Linked DNA regions of Homo sapiens: region 1 is linked to region 2. Evidence: chromatin loops called from intact Hi-C (ENCODE). Cell type or tissue: CD4-positive, alpha-beta T cell. All regions are shown on one strand. Each heading gives the region's core, and the rest is flanking DNA. Links, peaks and the distances in the headings are about the cores only.

What was found. Peaks named below come from ENCODE experiments on the same cell type or tissue, not always from the same donor. Only the 100,000 strongest peaks of a DNase experiment are listed, where the experiment ranks them.
Region 1: it touches region 2 in a loop (14-fold over the local background); 2 of 110 quality-filtered maps call a loop at or near these places.

The regions. Positions count from the first base shown.
Region 1 is chr12:112,414,481-112,424,898 of GRCh38, forward strand. PTPN11 (protein tyrosine phosphatase non-receptor type 11) reads left to right here and starts at 4,467. Exons shown (of 16, transcript NM_002834.5): 1 at 4,467-4,645. The coding sequence starts at 4,632. It also overlaps a transcript of RPL6 not described here. RefSeq lists enhancers at 3,024-3,672, 3,673-4,320, 4,095-4,354, 4,321-4,968 and silencers at 4,342-4,693, 4,405-4,974. In CD4-positive, alpha-beta T cell, for the core only: CTCF peaks have their summits at 4,723 (motif pointing right) and 4,927; a DNase peak (open chromatin) is centred at 4,391; H3K4me3 peaks cover 1,968 bases; H3K27ac peaks cover 1,519 bases.
Region 2 is chr12:111,593,775-111,604,192 of GRCh38, forward strand. It overlaps ATXN2 (ataxin 2), which reads right to left and starts at 5,541. Exons shown (of 25, transcript NM_001372574.1): 1 at 5,010-5,541. The coding sequence starts at 5,260. It overlaps ATXN2-AS (ATXN2 antisense RNA), which reads left to right and starts at 5,724. Exons shown (of 2, transcript NR_146497.1): 1 at 5,724-5,779; 2 at 6,054-6,481. RefSeq lists silencers at 4,186-4,315, 4,906-4,955, 5,046-5,215, 5,276-5,585 and an enhancer at 6,046-6,275. In CD4-positive, alpha-beta T cell, for the core only: no CTCF peak of the experiment used is centred there; DNase peaks (open chromatin) are centred at 4,197, 4,447, 5,557, 5,867 and 1 weaker place; H3K4me3 peaks cover 3,321 bases; H3K27ac peaks cover 741 bases.

The DNA of each region.
Region 1 (10,418 bases), core at 708-8,707, 820 kb after region 2:
CCAGACACTGTTCTGAGTATTTCACAAACCTATCCTATGGTAGGATTTTGATTCCTACTTTGCAGAGAAGGAAACAGACACAGAGGAGTCAAATGACTTGCTTATAGACACCCAGGCAGCTAGATCAAGAACTTAATTGGCAGCCAGGCGCCGTGGCTCACGCCTGTAATTCCAGCACTTTGGGAGGCCGAGTCGGGTGGATCACGAGGTCAGGAGATCAAGACCATCCTGGCTAATGCGGTGAAACCCTGTCTCTACTAAAAAAATACAAAAAATTAGCCGGGCGTGGTGGCAGGTACCTGTAGTCCCAGCTACTTGGGAGGCTGAGGCAAGAGAATGGCGTGAACCCAGGAGGCGGTGCTTGCAGTGAGTCGAGATCACGCCACTGCACTCCAGCCTGGGAGACAGAGTGAGACTGTCTAAAAAAAAAAACAAAACAAAAAAAACCCACAAAACTTAATTGGATGCTTCCTATATGATACGGCTCTTAGATTTATAGTGTAGCATGTTAGGTTCTAAGGATAGGTGTCTTGGTGACCATCTGACCTGCACTAGAGAATCGGGTGAGGCTTGTATTCCAGAGGAAGTGGCTCCTAGCCTGAGATCAGAGGCATAGAGTTGATGTGGAGGACAGTCAGGAAGAACCCTCTGGGGAAAGAAAGCAGATTGTTAAAAGGCTCTACGCTGGGAAAGAATATGGCATATTGAGGGGAGCTGAAAGTCATTCAGCATGGCTGGGTCATAGAGAATGAAGCGAGTAGTGGGGAGACGGGGTGGTGAAGTGATTGGGGACCAGAGTTAAAAAAACTCTGGTGCATTGGCTCACGCCTGTAAATCCAAGGCCTTGGGAGGTCAAAGTGGGAGGACTGCTTGAGGCCAGGAGTTCAAGGCCAGCCTGGGCAACATAGCAAGACCTTGGGTCTAAAAAAATTTTTTTAAACTTTTTTTTGGGCCGGGCATGGTGGCTCACGCCTGTAATCCCAGCACTTTGGGAGGCTGAGGTGGGTGGATCACTTGAGGTCAGGAGTTGGAGACCAGCCTGGCCAACATGGCGAAACCCTGTCTCTACTAAAGATACAAAAAAAATTAGCTGGGCATGGTTGTGCGTGCCTGTAATCCCAGCTACTTGGGAGGCTCAGGCAGGAGAATTGCTTGAATCTGGGAGGTGGAGTTTGCAGTGAGCCGGGATTGCGCCACTGCACTCCAGCCTGGGTAACAGAATGAGACTCCAACTCAAACAAAACAAAAAACTTTTTTTTTTTTGTAGGGACAGGGGTCTTACTCTGTTGCCCAGGCTGTTCTTGAACTCTTTGGGCTCAAGAAATCCTCCCACCTAGGAGTCCCAAAACACTGGGATTACAGAGGTGAGCCACCACATCCAGGGGGATAAACCTTTTTTTTTTTTTTTTGGACTTCATTCTAAAATCAAGGAGAAGCCATTGGTGAATTCAATGTAGGGAGTGACTAGTTTTGCAGTTTTTTTTTTTTTTTTTTTTGAGATGGAGTCTCGCTCCGACGCCCAGGTGGGAGTGCAGTGGCGCAATCTTGGCTCACTGCAAGCACCACTTCCTGGGTTCAAGCAATTCTCTTGCCTCAGCCTCCTGAGTAGCTGGGACTACAGGTGCCTGCCACTGCACCCAGCTAAATTTTGTATTTTTTTTTTTTTTTTTTTTTTTTGAGACAGAGTCTCGCTCTGTTGCCCAGGCTGGAGTGCAGTGGTGTGATCTTGGCTCACTGCAAGCTCCACCTCCTGGGTTCACGCCATTCTCCTGCCTCAGCCTCCCGAGCAGCTGGGACTACAGGTGCCCACCACCACGCCCAGCTAATCTTTTGTATTTTTAGTAGAGATGGGGTTTCACTGTGTTAGCCAGGATGGTCTCGATCTCCTGACCTCGTGATCCGCCCGCCTCAGCCTCCCAAAGTGCTGGGATTACAGGCGTGAGCCACCGCGCCCAGCCCTAAATTTTGTATTTTTAGTAGAGATTGTGTTTGACCATGTTGGCCAGGCTGGTCTCAAACTCCTGACCTCAGGTGATCCACCCACCTTGGCCTCCCAAAGTGCTGGGATTACAGGTGTAAGCCACCGCACTTGGCCACAGTTAATTGTATTTTTAGTAGAGACGAGGGTTCACCATGTTGGCCAGACTGGCCTCAAACTCCTGACCTCAGGTGATCCACCTGCCTTGGCCTCCCAAAGTGCTGGGATTACAGGCATGAGCTACCGCGCCCCGAGTGACCCGCCTAGTTTTGTAGTTTAGATTACTCTGGCTACTATGTGGAGATTGGATTAGGAAGTTTAGGCCTGCAGGCCTGAGATCAGTTAAAATGTAGCTTGTCATCTAGCTGGCCAGGATTTAGGGAGAGGGACAACTGCTTGTTAAATGGCTCTTATGTGAATTAAATTGGCATATATTAAAGGTGATCTTTGTAAGGAGCACATGATGCTGAAGCAGTTAGCACACAGTATGAGACTCACTTGTATATGAATGAAATGGGCAAGCATTAAAAAAATGAGGATTTTGGAGCTATACAGATATGGGTTAAACTTATGGCTCTGCCATTCACTAGATCTGTAGCCTTTATTTATTTATTTTTGAGAAAGAGTCTCACCCTGTCACCCAGGCTGGAGCGCAGTGGTGCAGTCTGGGCTCACTGCAACCTCTGCCTGTCCGGTTCAAGCAATTCTCCCACCTCAGCCTCCGGAGTAGCTGGGACTACAGGTGTGCGCCACCAAGCCCGACTAATCTTTGTATTTTTAGTTGAGACGGGGTCTCACCATGTTGGCCAGGCTGGTCTTGAACTCCTGACCTCAAGTGATCTGCTCTCCTTGGCCTCCCAAAGTGCTGGGATTACAGGCGTGAGCCACCACGCTCAGCTAGATCTGTAGCCTTCAATGAGTCATATGCGCATCAATCAAGTAAAAGCTCTACTCTTCTCAATCTGGTCTGAGCTACCATTATTCCCAGACCAGAATACTATAGTATTCCGTATTTTGACTGGCTTCTCTGTTTCTGGCCTTGCTCTCTTGCTCGAGCTTCACAGAGTGTCCAAAGTAATACTTCCGTACCACCCGGCCCGGCTTTTTTTTTTTTTTTTTTTTTTTTTTTTAAGAGACATGGTCGCACCATGTTGCCCAGGCTGGTCTTGAACTCCTAGGCTCAAGCAATCCTCCTGCCTCAGCCTCCCAAAGTTCTGGGATGAAGGCGTGAGCCACCATACCTGGCCTGAGTGCAGTGGCGCGATCTCGGCTTTCAGCAGCCTCGACCTTCCAGGCTCAAGCAATCCTCTCACCTCAGCCTCCCGAGTAGCTGGGACTACAGGCGCGCGCCACCACGCCCGGCTAATTTTTGTATTTTTTGTAGAGATGGGATTTCACTATTTTGCCCGGGCTGGTTCCCAACTCCTGGACTCAAGCGATTCGCCCGCCTCAGCCTCCCAAAGGGAAGTGCTGGGATTTCAGGCGTGTGCCACCGCTCCCACCCCAAAGTAGTATTTATTGTAATTATTATTATTATTTTGAGACGGAGTCTCGCTCTATTGCCAGGCTGGAGTGCAGTGGCGCGATCTCGGCTCAATGCAACCTCTGCCTCCCGGGTTCAAGCGATTCTCCTGCTTCAGACTCCCAAGCAGCTGGGACTACAGGCGCCCCCCACCACGCCAGGCTAATTCTTGAATTTTTAGTGGAGACGGGGTTTCACCATGTTGGCCAGGATGGTCTCGATCTCTTGACCTCGTGATCCGCCCACCTCGGCCTCCCAAAGTGCTGGGATTACAGGCGTGAGCCACCGCGCCCAGCCTATTATTATTTTTTTAGGCAGTGTCTTGCCCTGTCGCTCAGGGTGTAGTGCAGTGGCGTGATCACGACTCACTGCAGCCCCGACTTCTCGGGCTTAAGTTATCTTCCCGCCGCAGCCTCCACGCCCGGTTAGTTTTTTGCATTTTTTGTAGAGATGAGGTCTTGCTTTTTTGCCCAGGCTGGCCTCGAACTCCTTGGCTTAAGCGAACCTCTTGCCGCAGCCTCCCAAAGTGTTGGGATTACGGGCGTGAACCACCGCGCCCAGCCTACTATCTTTATCTTACAGAAAGAAAAGAATGGAGGAAACCGAGGCTCGGAGACAGTAGGTAATTTCCCCAAGGTTCCACAGCTAATGAGTGGAGCGGCGATTTGTGGAACGAAATGAATGAAATCGATGTGGCAGCGGGCCCGGACGGGTCGGTGGCGTAGACGCGGAGCGCGCAGCTCACACCTGGCGGCCGCGGTTTCCAGGAGGAAGCAAGGATGCTTTGGACACTGTGCGTGGCGCCTCCGCGGAGCCCCCGCGCTGCCATTCCCGGCCGTCGCTCGGTCCTCCGCTGACGGGAAGCAGGAAGTGGCGGCGGGCGTCGCGAGCGGTGACATCACGGGGGCGACGGCGGCGAAGGGCGGGGGCGGAGGAGGAGCGAGCCGGGCCGGGGGGCAGCTGCACAGTCTCCGGGATCCCCAGGCCTGGAGGGGGGTCTGTGCGCGGCCGGCTGGCTCTGCCCCGCGTCCGGTCCCGAGCGGGCCTCCCTCGGGCCAGCCCGATGTGACCGAGCCCAGCGGAGCCTGAGCAAGGAGCGGGTCCGTCGCGGAGCCGGAGGGCGGGAGGAACATGACATCGCGGAGGTGAGGAGCCCCGAGGGGCCCGGCGCGGGCCTCGGCCCGGCCACCGCCGCGTTCGGTTAGCCCCGTCCGGAAGGGGGCGCCCCGGCCGGGCTTCGGGCTCCCGCCCCGGGTCGGGGTTGGGGGCCGGTTCCCTCCTCGTCCCCTCGCCCTCCAGGGGCCGGGGGCCGGCCCCACCGCGCCCCCACCCCTCGGGTCCCCATTCATTTCCTGCCTCCCCGAGTTCCGGCTGCGGCAGCCCCGGGGATGCCCGTCAGGCCCGGGGCAGGTAGAGCCGCCGAGGGAACCACGGGTGCCAGCGGCCAGGCTCAGCGCCGCATTCCTGACCCATTGCCTCATGAGAATTGCCTCATGGTGATTCCGAAATAACCCTGCTCACTTGGGGAGGCTCCTTGGGACACGAGAGGGGAGTTGCGCGGGGCCGGGCCCCCAGTGGTCTAGTCGTTCTGGCTCACTGTGCCACTTTCGTGCATTTGGGGACTTCACGCAGGACCCCTGACCCTTTTATATGCCTCTTTGTGTCTTCTTTTCCTCCTACCCCTCACGTGCCAGAAATGGAAAAACTGACTGTATCTGCAGCCACTAGAAGTATTTCCTTCCTCTGCGATCTTCGCTTTGGGAGATGGAAAGGAAGGGAGCCGCATCTCGTTATTTAATCCTTCACTGCAACCTTAACAGTCAGGTCACTTTACTGGTACCCGTTTTATGGATGAGGAAACCGAGGCCCAGAAGCAACATGCTAGTAAATGACAAGATTTGAAACTTAGGAGGATTAGTGAGTTAATGAGATCCTTTGAAAGGTCAGGGTAATACTACTACTAATAGCTAACATTTGCTTAGTTCTGACCACAGCCCTATCAGATGGCTACTATTATCCCCATTGTAAAGATGAGTAAACCGAGTTTCAGAGGTTAAGTAAATTGCCTAACCTCACAGCTAGTAGGTGGTGGAGACAGAATCCCTACTTTTAATCACTATGTTGCTTCTATTATTTTGTAACTATTGCTAACCATTTGTAAGCCTTAATTTTGTTGTCAAACAGTAGTGTGACCTGTTGTTTTCAGATAGTGATCCTGCTATTTTGTATAGTCACTCTATATACCACTCACACTTAAGACCCATTGTCTATTCTTTTCCATGATTGTTCAATTATGGTCACTGTCTCAGACATTTAAAAAACGATTCAAGCTATTGAGGCTATTTGAATGAGATTTTCTTTTCTTTTTTTCTTTTTTTTTTTGGAGACGGAGGCTCACTCTGTTGCCCAGGCTGGAGTGCAGTGGCGCAATCTCGGCTCACCACAATCTCCGCCTCCTAGGTTCAAGCGATTCTCCTGCCTCAGCCTCCCAAGTAACTAGGACTACAGGCGCACCACTATGCCCGGCTAATTTTTGTATTTTTAGTAGAGACAGGGTTTCACTATGTTGGCCAGGCTGGTCTCAAACTCCTGACCTCGTGATCCGCCCGCCTTGGCCTCCCAAAGTGCTGGAATTACAGGCGTGAGCCACCGTACCCAGCCTGAATGAGATTTTTCAAAATATTAGGAATGTCTCCTCCAAACACACCTGGCATGTTATTCATACATGGATCTGGAATTTAAAAAGGGGAGAAAAAGAAAACTGAGAACTCGTAGGAAGTGAGTGACTTGGACAGGTCGGTTGGCAAGTGCTTACAGATCTGGGTAATATATAACTGCATTTCAACAGAACAGTGTATAGCCTCAAATGTTCTAATTCTTTAGGGAGCTTTTAAATAAACAGTTGTCTATTCTTTAATCTGTCAAATAGTCATTGAGCCTTTTGTTCCTGGTGTCTGCTCTTCCAGACAAGTAAGGATCTGCTGCTTTAGGAGACATCAGACGGGGCTGGGGGTTGGGAAAAGGTCTGGGTAGTAATAGACCCTACATTGTCCAGTTTGTTCATTTAGAAGCATAGAAGTGTGGGCATAGTCAAAGTAGCAAGTGGTAAAGATGACAGTTTGAAATGGAGTAATTCCTTCTCCCCTCCAGCCCTGGTATTATGCACCACCCAAAAAGCCGGGTTATGAACATAATACACATAATTTTGAATGATTCATTATTTTTTGGATTATAAGCCTGTTTTATTTGTTAACCAGCCTTAATGAGGTATAAATGACATGCAATTAATTGCATATATTTAAATGTACAATTTGATCAGTTTTGACATACATATACACTTGGGAAACCACCACCATAGTCAAGATAATGAACACATCTATCACCCCTGGTAATTTTGCCTTATGTTCTTTATAATCCTTCCTTTGTTCTTAGGCAGCCACTATTCTGCTTTCTGTCACTATGTATTAGTTTGCATTTCCTAGAATTTTATTTTTAAAAATTTTAAAATTGTTTGAATAGAGATGGGGTCTCACTGTGTTGCCCAGGGCAGTCTCAAACTCCTGGGTTCAAGTGATCCTCTCACCTTGGCCTCCTGAAGTGTTGGGATTATAGGCATGAGACACCCTGCCCAGCCCTAGAATTTTATTATTATTGTTATTATTGTGTTTTTTTGAGATAGGGTCTCACTTTGTTGCCCAGGCTGGAGTGCAGTGGTGCAATCACTGCAGCCTTGTTTTCCTAGGCTCAATCCATCCCCCCTCCTCAGCTTTCCGGTTACTGGGGCTACAGGTGTGCACCACCACACCCGGCTAATTTTTGTATTTTTTTATAGAGACAGGGTTTTGCCATGTTGGCCAGGCTGGTCTCAAACTCCCGGGCTCAAGCGATCTTCCTGCCTCGGCCTCCCAAAGTGCTGGGATTACAGGCATGAGCTATTGCGTCCCGCCTTCAAATTACTTTAACCTAGTATTAATTCATTCAACAGGAAGTTAATGAGCCAGGCAGGATAAAGCAGTAAGATAGGAAAATATTGCTATTTTCATGGCTGAGAGAGAGCAGACAAACACATGACTAAATAGGGCAATTTCAGGTAGTAATAAATTCTAGGAGGGAAAAAATCCCACAGAAATGTGAGGATGGGAGAATGCAGTTAGTTTTGATAGGTGGTTTAGAGAAGGTGATCGTGTGAGCTGACACCTGAATGACAATTAGTAGTCTGAATTTTGTTTTGCTTAATTATCAAAATAACTCCTCTTGGGTTCGGCTTTTATATGCATCCAGTAATTAAAATGTAAGTATATTCAATGTACTGATATCTCTCAGCATCATAGGTAGGAAAACTAAGGCATTCAGCAATTAAGTGACTCCTCCCTTGATCATGTAGCAGTGATAGTACTGGATTTAGATTTTGAGGTTGCTTCTCTGCCCTTTTCTGCCTTTGTGAAACCAACAAAGCTGCCTGTATTTTCCAACTCTTCCTTCAGCATGTGGTACCTCCTTTACATCTGTTTTTGTTGCTCTGAAATCCATACGCGACGATGAGCTGAGAGGGGCAGAAAATTGAGCTTGTTCTGAGACTGGAGGCTTTTGGTTTATCTCTTGCAGGTCAAGTACATTTTGTCCTGGGCTCTCCCTGGTGGCCACGTTTGTTTATCTCCTGCGGGAGTAAATAAACTTGCCTTGCTGAAAAATAACAGTTCTGTGTCTTTGCAGTGGAAACTGGGATGTCTTTATTAACGTTAGGTCCTGATGTAAGGCCAAGTTTTTGGTTAGAGTTGCTCAAGTGCAGAGGCCACTGCTAAGATGACTTACCCCTCGTGTCCATGGTCAATGTGGAGACTGTTATGAGTGGCACATGATGCTGGAAAAGCAGAGCCAACTCATGTTTGTAATTGTCCTAGCAGGCCGTGGTGTACTTTGTTAGGCAGCCACAGAACAATAGAGAAACTCAGCTTATTCCCCTTCCCTCTGGGAAACACAGACAGTACTTGCCATCCAACGCCAATGTTTTTAAGGAAGAAAGAGGCAAAAAGTGATGTTGGCAAGGTCTCTGGGAGTTGTGGACCCCAACCAAGGATTGGAGACCCTGAAATGGATTCAGATGCCCTAAAATGCAGCCCAGTTCATTACTATGAATTTTGGAGGACTTTGTGCCTTGAGCAAATGTGTATATGTGACGCTCTTTGACAACACTGAAATAGGAAAAATACTATCCATGTTCGCGAGGAGCACTGAATTTAGAGAGGGAGACAGACTTTTATGCCAGCATCAAATGAATTTGATAAAGCTAGTACCAAAATGAAATTTGAAATTTTTTTTTTTTGAAATAGAGTCTTACTCAGTCACCCAGGCTGGAGTGCAGTGATACAATATTGGCTCACTGCAACCTCCACCTCTTGGGTTCAAACAATTCTTGTGCCTCAGTCTCCTGAGTAGCTGGGATTACAGGTGCGTGCCACCATGTCTGGCTAATTTTTATATTTTTAGTAGGGATGGGGTTTCACCATGTTGGCCAGGCCGGTCTTGAACTCCTGGCCTCAAGTGATCTGCCCACCTTGGCCTTCCAAAGTGCTGGGATTATAGGCATGAGCTACCACACAAGCCTGAAATTTGAAATGTATTGGTATAGAATATACTGTTTAGAATGTATGTGTATATATGTATATTTGTATACTCATATAAACACAAATACACATTGTATGTGTTTCTGTAATATGTATATCTGTCTACACATACATGTATATACACACATACAATGTCTTTTTTTTTTTTTTTTTTTTTTGAGACAGGGTCTTACCCTGTTGCCCAGGCTGGAGACTGCAGTGGCATAATCTTGGCTCACTGCAGCCTCGACCTCCTGGGCTCAAGTGATCCTCCCATCTCAGCCTCCTGAGTAGCTGGGACTGACTACAGGCACGTGGCATCAAACTTGTCCAATTTTTCTATTTTTTTGTAGAGTTAGGGTCTTGCTCTGTTGCCCAGGCTGGTCTCAAATTCCTGGGCTCAAGCTGTCTGCCTGCCTCGGCCTTCCAAAGTACTAGGATTACAGATGTGAACCACTGTACCTGGCCTTTACAATGTCTATTTTAAAGATAATGGTTCAAGTTTTTATCATCCCACTGGCCTACTCTAATGAAACATCTATCCATTCATTGAAGAATTATTTATGGTGGGATAACTCTGTGCCAGGTACCGTGCTAGGCATTGAGTATTCCAGGTTTTAGGAAACAGCACATGCAAAAGTGCTGAAGTGGGAGAAGATCTCGGAGTGATTGAAGGCTAGGAGAGAGCAAGTGTGGGAGCTGTGAGGCTGGGAAGGTGGGAGGTAGGTGGGAGCAGACCACATAGGGATTCTTAATGTCTTTAGTGTCATGTGGACCATGGAGAGGAGTGTAGATTGTATTTTTAGAGCAATGCAAAATCATAGAAGGATGTGATCGGGGGAGTGGCATGAGCTGATCTATTTAAAAATATTTCTCTGGCTGCTGTGAAGGAAGGATTGTAGGAGGCAGGAGTAGATTCAGGGAGATGAGACAAGTGATGAGAGAGGCTTTGAACTTGGGTAAAAGTAGTTTGTGGAAAGTCTTTTTTGGAGGTAGTTTTTGTTTATTGCCTTGTCATCAAAGCAGAGATGCTGACCAATGAAACTCCATGAGAAAATAGTGATTTATAAAGACATATCTATGCACTGCCATTAAAAAGCTGCTTGGAAAAAAAGGATAAAAAGCTGCTTTAACAACTTTTTTTTTTGAGATGGGGTCTTACTCTGTCACCCAGGCTCACGACCTCAGCTCACTGCAACCTCTGCCTCCCAGGCTCAAGCATTCTCCCACCTCAGCCTCCCGAGTGGCTGGGACTGCAGGCACACGCCACCATGTCAGGCTAATTGTGTGTGTGTGTGTGTGTGTGTATGTGTGT
Region 2 (10,418 bases), core at 1,225-9,224:
TACAATTTACCTCTAATGACCCTCAATGTCAATTAACTTTTTTGGTCTAACTTCAGAGATGGTTAGTATCAATGTGCACATAAAAGAATAACAAAGGATGATGCCATTTAAACCTTATAAATTACTAATGAAGCCACATGACTAATTAACCTAGATAAAAAGCAAACGGCTAAATACCCAACCTTCAAATCTTTGCTCAAATGTTAGCTCCTCAATTAAGTTCCCCCAATCCATTTAAAATTGTAACTCATTCCCCTCCCCACACTCCCTATACCTTTAATCTGCTTTCTTCTAATTCCATAGCTCTTATACACTATTATACATAGGCTGGTAATTTAATGTCTCATTGTCTGCCTAGTCACATTAGAATGTAAACTCCAAAAGGACAATATGTTTGCTTTATTCACTGATTCATCCCAAAAACCCCATGTACATAGATGCTTCAATAAAGCTGTATTCAACGTAGATATTTTAGGCCCTTCTACAAGATATTTAACTGCAAAAGATGAACAGTCTCACTGAAATTTAAATGGAAGCATGATGAACAACTACATTAAATCACAGCACATTTTTTTTTTTTTTGAGATAGAGTCTCACTCTGTCTCCCAGGCTGGAGTGCAGTGGCACAATCTCAGCTGACTGCAACCTCCGCCTCCTGGGCTCAAGTGATGCTCCTGCCTCAGCCTCCCAAGTAGCTGGGATTACAGGCGCCTGGCTAAACAGCACAATTTTTAAGTTGCAATGCCTCAAGAGAAAGAAGCAGTAAAAATACTAAGCTGAAAATCACTAAAAGAAAAATATTTTATTCAGACTGAATCCTGTATCCCAAGCAATTCTAATGTCATATTATTTAGGTTTAGGAATAGAGTAACAATTGTAAATCCATATTTTTATTTTTAATGGGGAAGGGAATGTAGAAGAAGAAGAGTCAACCAGCGAAAATTCCCAATAGTGCCATGAAATTACAAAAAAGTTACCAAAAATAACTTGGTCATAGGCTAGCAGCTAATAAAAAACACTTTCAGATGAAAAAGAAAGGTTAACAACAACAACAAAGCTTTAGAACAGTTCCTCAGGAATTTCATTCCTGCACTTTACTCAGTACTATCAGCACGACAGATAAACCAAGTACCCTCATTAATAATAATGGTTACAGGTTTCAAAACATCTTCACATATATTACCTTATTAAATCCTCAGAGGAACCAAATTAAACTCAAATATCAATAATCCAGTAACTAACAAAAGCACTTAATAATATATGCACTTGACAGTAAAAATGCAATTTTTCCTTTAAAAATTCCCCACAATATTTGACAAACTACAAAGAAACCATTCCATGGAAGAGCAACCTTCTTGACACTGGAAGTAATACAAGTCTTCTAAAGAATAATAGAGCACCGCTAGCAAGAGCCATAAAAATCCTGAAGCCCTCTGAACTAGTAAAACCACTCTTGGTAACTTTCTCTAAGGAAATAATTACACTGAAGCAAAAAGCTATTTAAAAATGTTCACTGCACCACTATCTATAACAAAAAAGTGGAAACCCAATTCCCAACAATAGAATGGTTAAGTAAAAACCTTACAGCCGGGCGCAGTGGCTCACGCCTGCAATCCCAGCACTTTGGGAGGCCGAGGCGGGCGCATCACCTGAGGTCGGTAGTACGAGACCAAACTGGCCAACATGGTGAAACCTTGTCTCTACCAAAAATACAAAAATTAGCCAAGCGTGGTGGAACATTCCTGTAGCCCCAGCTACTCAAGAGGCTGAGGTGGGAGAATCGCTTGAACCCAGGAGTCAGAGGCTGCAGTGAGCTGAGATCGTACCACTGCACTTCAGACTGGGCAAACACCGAGACTCTGTCTCAAAAAAAAAAAAAAAAATTTACATTTACAATACAACGTTCAGGGGAAAAAAGCTAACTACAAAATAACATACACAATCACCTCTACTACATAAAAATGAAAAGGTAAAAAGCAAAAATAAGAATTAGACTGATGGTTGGGGGCAGTGGCTCATTCCTGCCTGTAATCCTGGCACTTTGGGAGGCCGAGGCTGGCGAATCACTTGAGGTCAGGAGGAGTTCGAGACCAGCCTGGCCAACATGGTGAAACCCCATCTCTACTAAAAATACAAAAATTGGCCAGGGGCAGTAGCTCACGCCTGTAATCCCAGCACTTTGGGAGGCCAAGGCAGGCGGATCACTTGAGGTCAGGAGTTCGAGACCAGCCTGGCCAACATGGCAAAATCCCGTCCTCACTAAAAATACAAAAAAATTAGCCAGGTGTGGTAGCACGAACCTGTAATCCCAGCTACTGGGGAGGCTGAGGCTGGAGAATCACTTAAATGAACCCAGGAGACAGAGACTGCAGTAAGCTGAGATCAGGCCACTGCACTCCAGCCTGGGCGACAGAGTGAGATTCCATCCAAAACACACACACACACACACACACACACACACACACACACACAAAATTAGATTACAGTAAAATTATGTTCTAATATTGTGATTACATTATCTTTCCTAAAACAGCCACCTTCAAAAATATATATAACAAAGAACAAAATAAATCACTTCTGAAAGTCATGAAAAACTATTCACACACACACACACAAAGTCAAATTATGAAATGTTTCTTAAAGCAGATGTGAATTTCCAGACTTTCAAGCATATTTTGCTATCTCGAAACTTGTCAAACCGAATGCTGCATTTTTTTTCACCCTTGCTCTCAGAGACTTATTTTCACTGTTGATACGCACAAACCTAAGTGAGGAGATTCTAGAAGCTGAAACTTATTTACAAGGAATGCAGGAAAGTGATTCAAATTCAAAGTAATTCTACAAGTACATTAACGATCTGTTCAAGAATAAAACTTCACATTACACAAATCCAACACAGTAAACAAAATTTCACCTATTCATCAGAAAGAATAAGGGCTGCCATTTAGGTCTCAAGTAAAAGAACTTAAAGCAAGGAAAAATCTAAATTAACCTTAAATTGTTGTAAAGCCTCAAGGAACAGAAAAAAGACCTTGTGGTACTAAAACATTCCAAATATCTTTGATCACTCAAACTACTCAGGAGCAAATTCTCTTATAATCTAATTTTTAAGCCTAGTAGTCAATGCAACTTAATAACCTTAGTTTTAATGTTTATATATTTGAACATGTTGAATTATCTGCCAAATCTCTTCCTAATACCTAAGAAAGTAAAAACAGAATACATCCTTTTCTATAAAAGTTGTATTTTAAATTTTTTCATTTTTCGCTAGATGCCAACGAAAAAGGGAAACTGAAGTTACCCTACTTGGGGAAACGATCACTTCATCTGAACTAGTTTGGCTAAGTAGTGTTTGGGATGCTTCAGACTCAGAGAAGGGGAAGGGGGGGCGGGGCGTGTAAAGTCAAATAACCGACTGTTTCCGCCCCCTTTGAAGGCAGCAGAATTCCTTAAAAACCAGCTGATTCCTCTTGATGGGGAATTTCTGCTGTAAATAAAAATTCTTTGGAAATGGGTTGCTGAAAATGTGTTTTCAAAAAGAAAACTCGGGTGAATGAAAAATCCTCTTATTCCACCTTCCAAAGCCCAAGATGCCTATTTAAGGAGGACGCCGGTCACCCGCCGTCAAGCCGGCGGCCTAGGCCTAAAGAAGGCACAGTAGTGCCTACAACACGGATGGACTTGAGGCACAAGGGAAATGGACTTGCGTGCCCTTGGTAAGCTCTGGCGGCACTCCCGAAGTTAAGGACACCGGCCACAATGGAATGGAGTCTATTGACGTTTCCTTCTCCCTTTGAACACTAAGCATTTTCTTAGTTCGTGAAATACGAACTGACAACCGCCCGCCACCCCCAACAGGCCCTCCTGCACAAACACACCCTCGAGTCAAACCCAGTTAGCCGGGACAACACTGAGCCCCCAGCCCCTACTACAACCCCGGCTTAGGAGGGAAAAAGACGCTAGTAAACACCCGCCTTTCTGCCTTCAGGAACCCGACCACGTCCCCTGCTGCAATCTCTCTCTCCTAGCATTTCCGAAATTGGGGCGGGGGTTGGGATAAGTGCGCAGGGTGCCCGCCCCCTGCCACCAGCACCGCCACCCCGGATCTCCAGGGTCCAGCCTGGGTCCAGCCCTCACCCACCGATGTTCCACAGGCGCCTTCTCCACTGCGGCCTCGAACAGCAATGCGGATCGGCCACCACCCGCGCGCCGGAGAGGTCTGGCGGGGGAAGGAGGAAGGCCGGGACGGGGCCGGGCACTCCCCACCCCTTCCCTTCCCCAGGTGGGGGAGGGTGGAACGCTGCCGGAGGCCACATGGAGCCCCACGATTTCAGGGGAGTTCGGGAGCCCCCGCCGCCGCCTCGGACACGAACGCAGAGGGGTGCGGGGGCCAAGGCCCACTTGTCTCCACCCCGTCCTCCGATCTTTCCCAGGACTCGGAGGGGGCGGGGAGAGAGCCCCGACAGACCCTGATGATTCCGGAGGAGCCCGGTGCCTACCCCTTTAACCGGCACGGGGGACGCGGCCCTAACTTCTCCCCTCCAGAGATGTCCCCCATGGAGGGGGACATGTTCCGGAAAACGCCACCACAGCCTCCAGACCCCTCCAACGTTCACACCTAAACCGGGAGTGGAGGAGCTGCCCGAGCATCCCCACGCTGCGGGCGGAGGATCGTGCGGAAGGGGGAGCCGGGGCTGACCATCGCCGCTACCCGAGAACCCCTCCCAACACGCGTGGGGAGGGGAGGCCGCCCGCTCCCTCCATCTTGACCGCCGGGGGAGGGGGCGGGGATGCTGCGGGAGGCTGGACAGGCCTGACAATCCCAGAGGACCCCGGCTGCGCCCACCGGCCGAGCCTCGGGGCTCAGGCCCGAGCGAGTCTCCCCCGCGCTGCCGGCCCCCAGCCCACCCCGGGTAGCCCGGCGGGTCACGGGGCGGGGACGGCGGCGCGGGCCGCGGGGGAGGGGACGCCGGGCCCGGAGCGGAGGGGGCTGGGGTGCCGACACCCACCTGCCCAGGCCGGGCCTCCCGCCGCCGGAGGTCGCCGCGACCACCGAGGAGGGAGCCGTGGCCGAGGACGAGGAGACCGAGGACGAGGACGGCGAAGGCGCGGCGGCGGGCGACGCTAGAAGGCCGCTGCCGCCGGGCTTGCGGACATTGGCAGCCGCGGGCGGCGGCTGCTGCTGCTGCTGCTGCTGCTGCTGTTGCTGCTGCTGCTGCTGCTGCTGCTGCTGCTGCTGCTGCTGGGGCTTCAGCGACATGGTGAGGGGCCCATACACCGGCTCGCACGCCGGGCGGGGACAGCCGGGAGCCGGGCGCGCCAAGGAGACGCCGGAACGCGGCGGGGACGCGCGGGCGCCGAGCGGGGAGGCGCGGGTTGGCGCGGCCGGAGGGGCGCCCGGGCTGGCGAGGGGGAGAAGGAGGACGACGAAGGGGCGGGGAGGCCCGCCGAGACCAAGGAGCCGCCGGGAGCCGGGCCGAAACGCGCCGCCGCCGTTGCCGTTGCTACCAAAACAGTCTGAGGCGGAGGGAGGCGAGCTCTGCCGGGAGGGAGGGGGGCCGGGGCCGGGCGGGGGAGGGGCGGCGGAGGGATACGGTCCCGGGGCCGCGCCACCGCCGCCCCGCCCGCTCCGCCGCGCCGGCCGCTGGAGCGAGCGCCACCCGGGCCACCTGGCTGCGGCGAAGCGGCGAGACTCGGTGGCCACCGCGGGACTCCGAGGAGCTGCGGCCGCTGAGCGCATCGGAGGGCGGGCGCGCCGAGGCGCCGGGTGGGAGCGGAGGTGCGGATAGGGACTCTTTACCGGAAGTCGGAGGGGTCAGACGGAAGCAGAACGTGAGGTGGCCCCGGGGCCGGGAGGGACACGTGAGGAGCGGGCGGCGCGCTGGGTTGCTTTCTCGGGGGTCGGGTGAGGGCCAGGCGGCGGTCCCTACCCGGATCCGCCTTCCTCAAGGCGGGTCTGCCCTTCGGGGAGGGCGTGTCGGTCTCAGCCTCTGGGGCCTGCCTGGTGTGGAGGACAGGAGAGAAGCATTTCTTCTCCTACTGTATTCCTTCAGCATCTTCACTTCTGCGGGGACCTAGTTTGCCCCCACCTGATGCAACCCAGAAAATGGACTGACTGCGAGTGCCTTGGGGCGGAGAATGTGTCTTGCTACGTGTAAAGCACCTAGAACCCTGCCAGATTCAGGGGACACAGCATCCTGCCGTTTTCCTGCCGTCCCCCGCCCGCCACACAGTAGGCGCTCCAGTGGCTCGGGGCATCTACCAGGCAGGCCGCGCTGTCCTGCCCTGCCGGGGCTGGAGTGGAGCAACCCTCCGGGGCCACCCACATCTGGGTACCTTTTCCCCACTTTTTCCACCCCAGCCGCGCACAGTCACCAGAAAACTCTTTTAGGTATCTGACCTTCATTTGAACCTATGTTCCCTCACTTGAACTTCTTTTTCCTCATTCATGAGATTCTAAAGGAAATATATGGGATTGGGACTGGTAGAACTACGGATAATGGGATCTCCCTCGGTAGAGACAGAGCCGACCTCAAAACAATGTGCGAACTTTAGACCTTGGACCCTTTAGAAGTTTTAATTTAACTTACCCAGCCAGCACAGTAGACTCTTTTTAAAATGTGTTGCAGTTAAACTGGAAGCAAGTAGAAAGTAGGTAACTTTTTTTTTTTTTTTTGAGCAGTGAATCTATTGTTTTTTAAAGTGAAATGACTTCAGGAAATAATAGGGGAAGAAACACCAAAATTCCCCTCAATGTCCTAGAACTGTCCAGATAAAGGTAAAGACTTAGATAAACGTGGAGAATGATTGAACCAGCAGTTTTCAGTAGTCCAACTGAAATTAACCTCCTAGATAGTCCAGGCAAAAATGATCATTGTATTCTGCCAATGTAGGAAATCAGTTTTATTTCCCATCTAAGGTAAAAAGTAGATCAAGGGACCATTGCAAAACCCTTTAAAAATTAACCTAGCCTAGCCAACATGGTGAAACCCCGTCTCTACCAAAAATATAAAAATTAGCCGGGTGTGGTGGTGGGCGCCTGTAATCCCAGCTACTCGGGAGGCTGATACAGGAGAATTGCTTGAATCCGGGAGGTGGAGGTTGCAGTCAGCCGAGATCATGCACTCCAGCCTGGGCGACAGAGCGAGACTCCGTCTCAAAAAATAAATAAATAAATAAATAAATAAAGTAACCTAAAGGAAACTGGAACTAAAAAACCAGTTGAAACAAAAAAATACCTGTACCCGGCTGTGGTACAGGCCAGGGCTGCTGTGAGGGGAAGCTCCTGGAGAGGGTGACATGGGGCAGGGACCCAAATGAGCATGGGCATGAGGATCCTGGGGAGAAACGCTCCAGGTGGAGGGCACAGCGAGGGCAAAGGCTCTGAGGGGGGAGTCTGAGGAACAGCAAGGAGGCCTGCAATGGAGCAGGTCGTCAATGGTGTCCCGTTATATTCTTTCTTTAATAGAAATACAAACACTTGGCCTGGCGCGGTGGCTCACACCTGTAATCCCAGCACTCTGGGAGGCCGAGGCGGATGGATCACCTGAGGTCAGGAGTTCAAGACCAGCGTGGCCAACATGGTGAAACCCCATCGCTACTAAAAATACGAAAAAATTAGCTGGGCGTGGTGGTGGGCATCTGTGATCTCAGCTACGCAGGATGCTGAGGCAGGAGAATCGCTTGAACCCAGGAGGCGGAGGTTACAGTGACCAAAGAGGGCACCACTGCACTCCAGCCTGGGCAACAAGAGCGAAACTTTATCTAAAAAAAATAAAAATAAAAAAATACAATCACTTTTCTCTGATTGGAATCAAGGTCCCAGAATACAATCTTAAGAACAAGTTTTGGCCAGTGTGGTGGCTCACGCCTGTAATCCCAGCACTTTGGGAGGCAGTGGCCGGTGGATCACCTGAGGTCAGGAGTTCGAGACCAGCCTGGCCAATTTTTAGTAGAGCCCATCTCTACTAAAAATACAAAAATTAGCTGGGTGTGGTGATGCGCACCTGTAGTCCCAGCTACTTGGGAGGCTGAGGCAGGAGAATGGTGTGAACCTGGGAGGCGGTGCTTGCAGTGAGCGGAGATCACACCACTGCACTCCAGCCTGGGCGACAGAGCGAGACTCCGTCTCAAAAAAAAAATAGTAAGTTTCAGGTCGATGGAAGTTGAATAAGAAGGCCTAGGCTGGATACAGTGGCCTACACCTATAATCCCAGCACTTTGGAAGGCCAAGGCAGGCAGATCCTTTGAACCAAGGAGTAGGAGACCAGCCTGGGCAACATAGTGAGACCCTCCTCTCCATAAAAAATTTTTCAAAATTAAAAAAAAAGAAGGCCTGAAGCTGACATAGCTGAGAAAGTTTGTTTTAACTCACTACCATTGAATAAAAACTTAATAGTTTTATCAAGATATAATTTACATACTATGAAATTCACCTATTTTGTGTACAATTTAATGATTCTCAGTAAATTTACACAGTAAATTTGCACAACCATTGCCACTAATTTCAGAACATTTCCATTACCCCAAAAAGATCCTTCACGATGGTGGGCAGTTTGGTTCCCATCCTTAGCCCCAGGCAACCACTCATCTACATTTTCTCTCTATGGATTTGTCCAGATTTTTCACATAAGTAGAATCTTACAGCATGCAGCCTTTTGTGTCTGCCTTCTTTCATTTGTCATAATGTTTTTGAGGTTTATCTAAGGTTGTGGCATGTAGCAGTATTTCATTCCTTATTATTGCTATGTCATATTCCATGTATGGACATACCACATTTTGTGTCTACTTTCCAATTGTGGATGTTTAGATTGTGTCAACTTTTTGAGTATTATGAAAATGCTGCTGGGGCTGAGATTGGTGGCTCACTCCTGTAATCCCAACACTTTAGGATACCGAGATGGGAGGATCACTTGAATACCCCGGAGTTTGAAACCAGCCTGGGCAACATAGAGAGACCCTGTCTCTATGAAAAACTTTAAAAATAAAAAATTAGCTGGTTGGCTGGGCGTGGTGGCTCATGCCTATAATCCCAGCACTTTGGGAGGCCGAGGTGGGTGGATCACCTGAGATCAGGAGTTCGAGACCAGCCTGGCCTACATGGTGAAATCCCGTCTCTACTAAAAATACAAAAAATTAGCCAGGCGTGGTGGCGGGCACCTGTAATCTCAGCTACTTGGGAGGCTGAGGCAGGAGAATTGCTTGAACCCAGGAGGCGGAGGTTACAGTGAGCCGAGATTGCACCATTGCACTGAAGCCTGGGTGACACAGCAATACTCTGTCTCCAAAAAAAAAAAAAAAAAAAAATTAGCTGGTCATGGTGACACGCACCTATAGTCCCAGCTACTAGGGAGGCTGAAGCAGAAGGACCGCTTGAGCCCAGGAGATCGAGGTTGCTGTGAGCTACGAATGCGCCACTGCACTCTAGCCTGGGCAACAGACCAAGACCCTGTCTCGTTCAGTTAATAGAGTTGCTAAAACACACACACACACACACAAAGAAGAAGAAAGAAAAATAATAATGCTGCTATGAACATTTGTGAACATATATCTTCATGTGGATATATGTTTTCATTTATCTTGGGTTGGTTCCTACAAACGAAATTGTTGGGTGATGTGGTAAGTTTATTTAGTTATTTTTATTTTATTTATTTATTTATGGAAACTACCTTTTCTCTGGACTTCAGAAGGCTTAAGCTTTATATGAAAATATCAGAGTAGGCTGGGCACGGTGGCTCATGCCTGTAATCCCAGCACTTTGGGAGACTGAGGTGGGCTGATCACCTGAGGTCAAGAGATCGAGACCATCCTTGCCAACATGGTGAAACCCTGTCTCTATTAAAAATACAAAAATTAGCCAGGCATGGTGGCTCACACCTGTAATCCCAGCACTTTGGGAGGCCAAGGCGGGCAGATCACGAGGTCAGGAGATCAAGGCCATCCTGGCTAACACAGTGAAACCCCGTCTCTACTAAAAATACAAAAAAATAGGTGGGTGTGGTGGCGGGCGCCTGTAGTCCCAGCTACTTGGGAGGCTGAGGCAGGAGAATGGCATGAACTCGGGAGGCGGAGCTTGCAGTGAGGTGAGATGGCGCCACTGCACTCCAGCCTGGGCAACAGAGCGAGACTCTGTCTCAAAAAAAAGAAAATACAAAAATTAGCTGGGCATGGTGGTGTGCGCCTGTAGTCCTAACTACTCGGGAGGCTGAGGCAGGAGAATCGCTTGAACCTGGCAGGCAGAGGTTGCAGTGAGTCAAGATCATGCCACTGCACTCCAGCCTGGTGACAGAGTGACACTCCATCTCAAAAAAATAATATATATATATATATATATTAGAGTAATGCACCTTAAAAGAAGTGGTGTGTCAGGCAGCCTCTATGGCGGTCCCAAATGATTCTTGCCTCCTGGTGTTCAGACA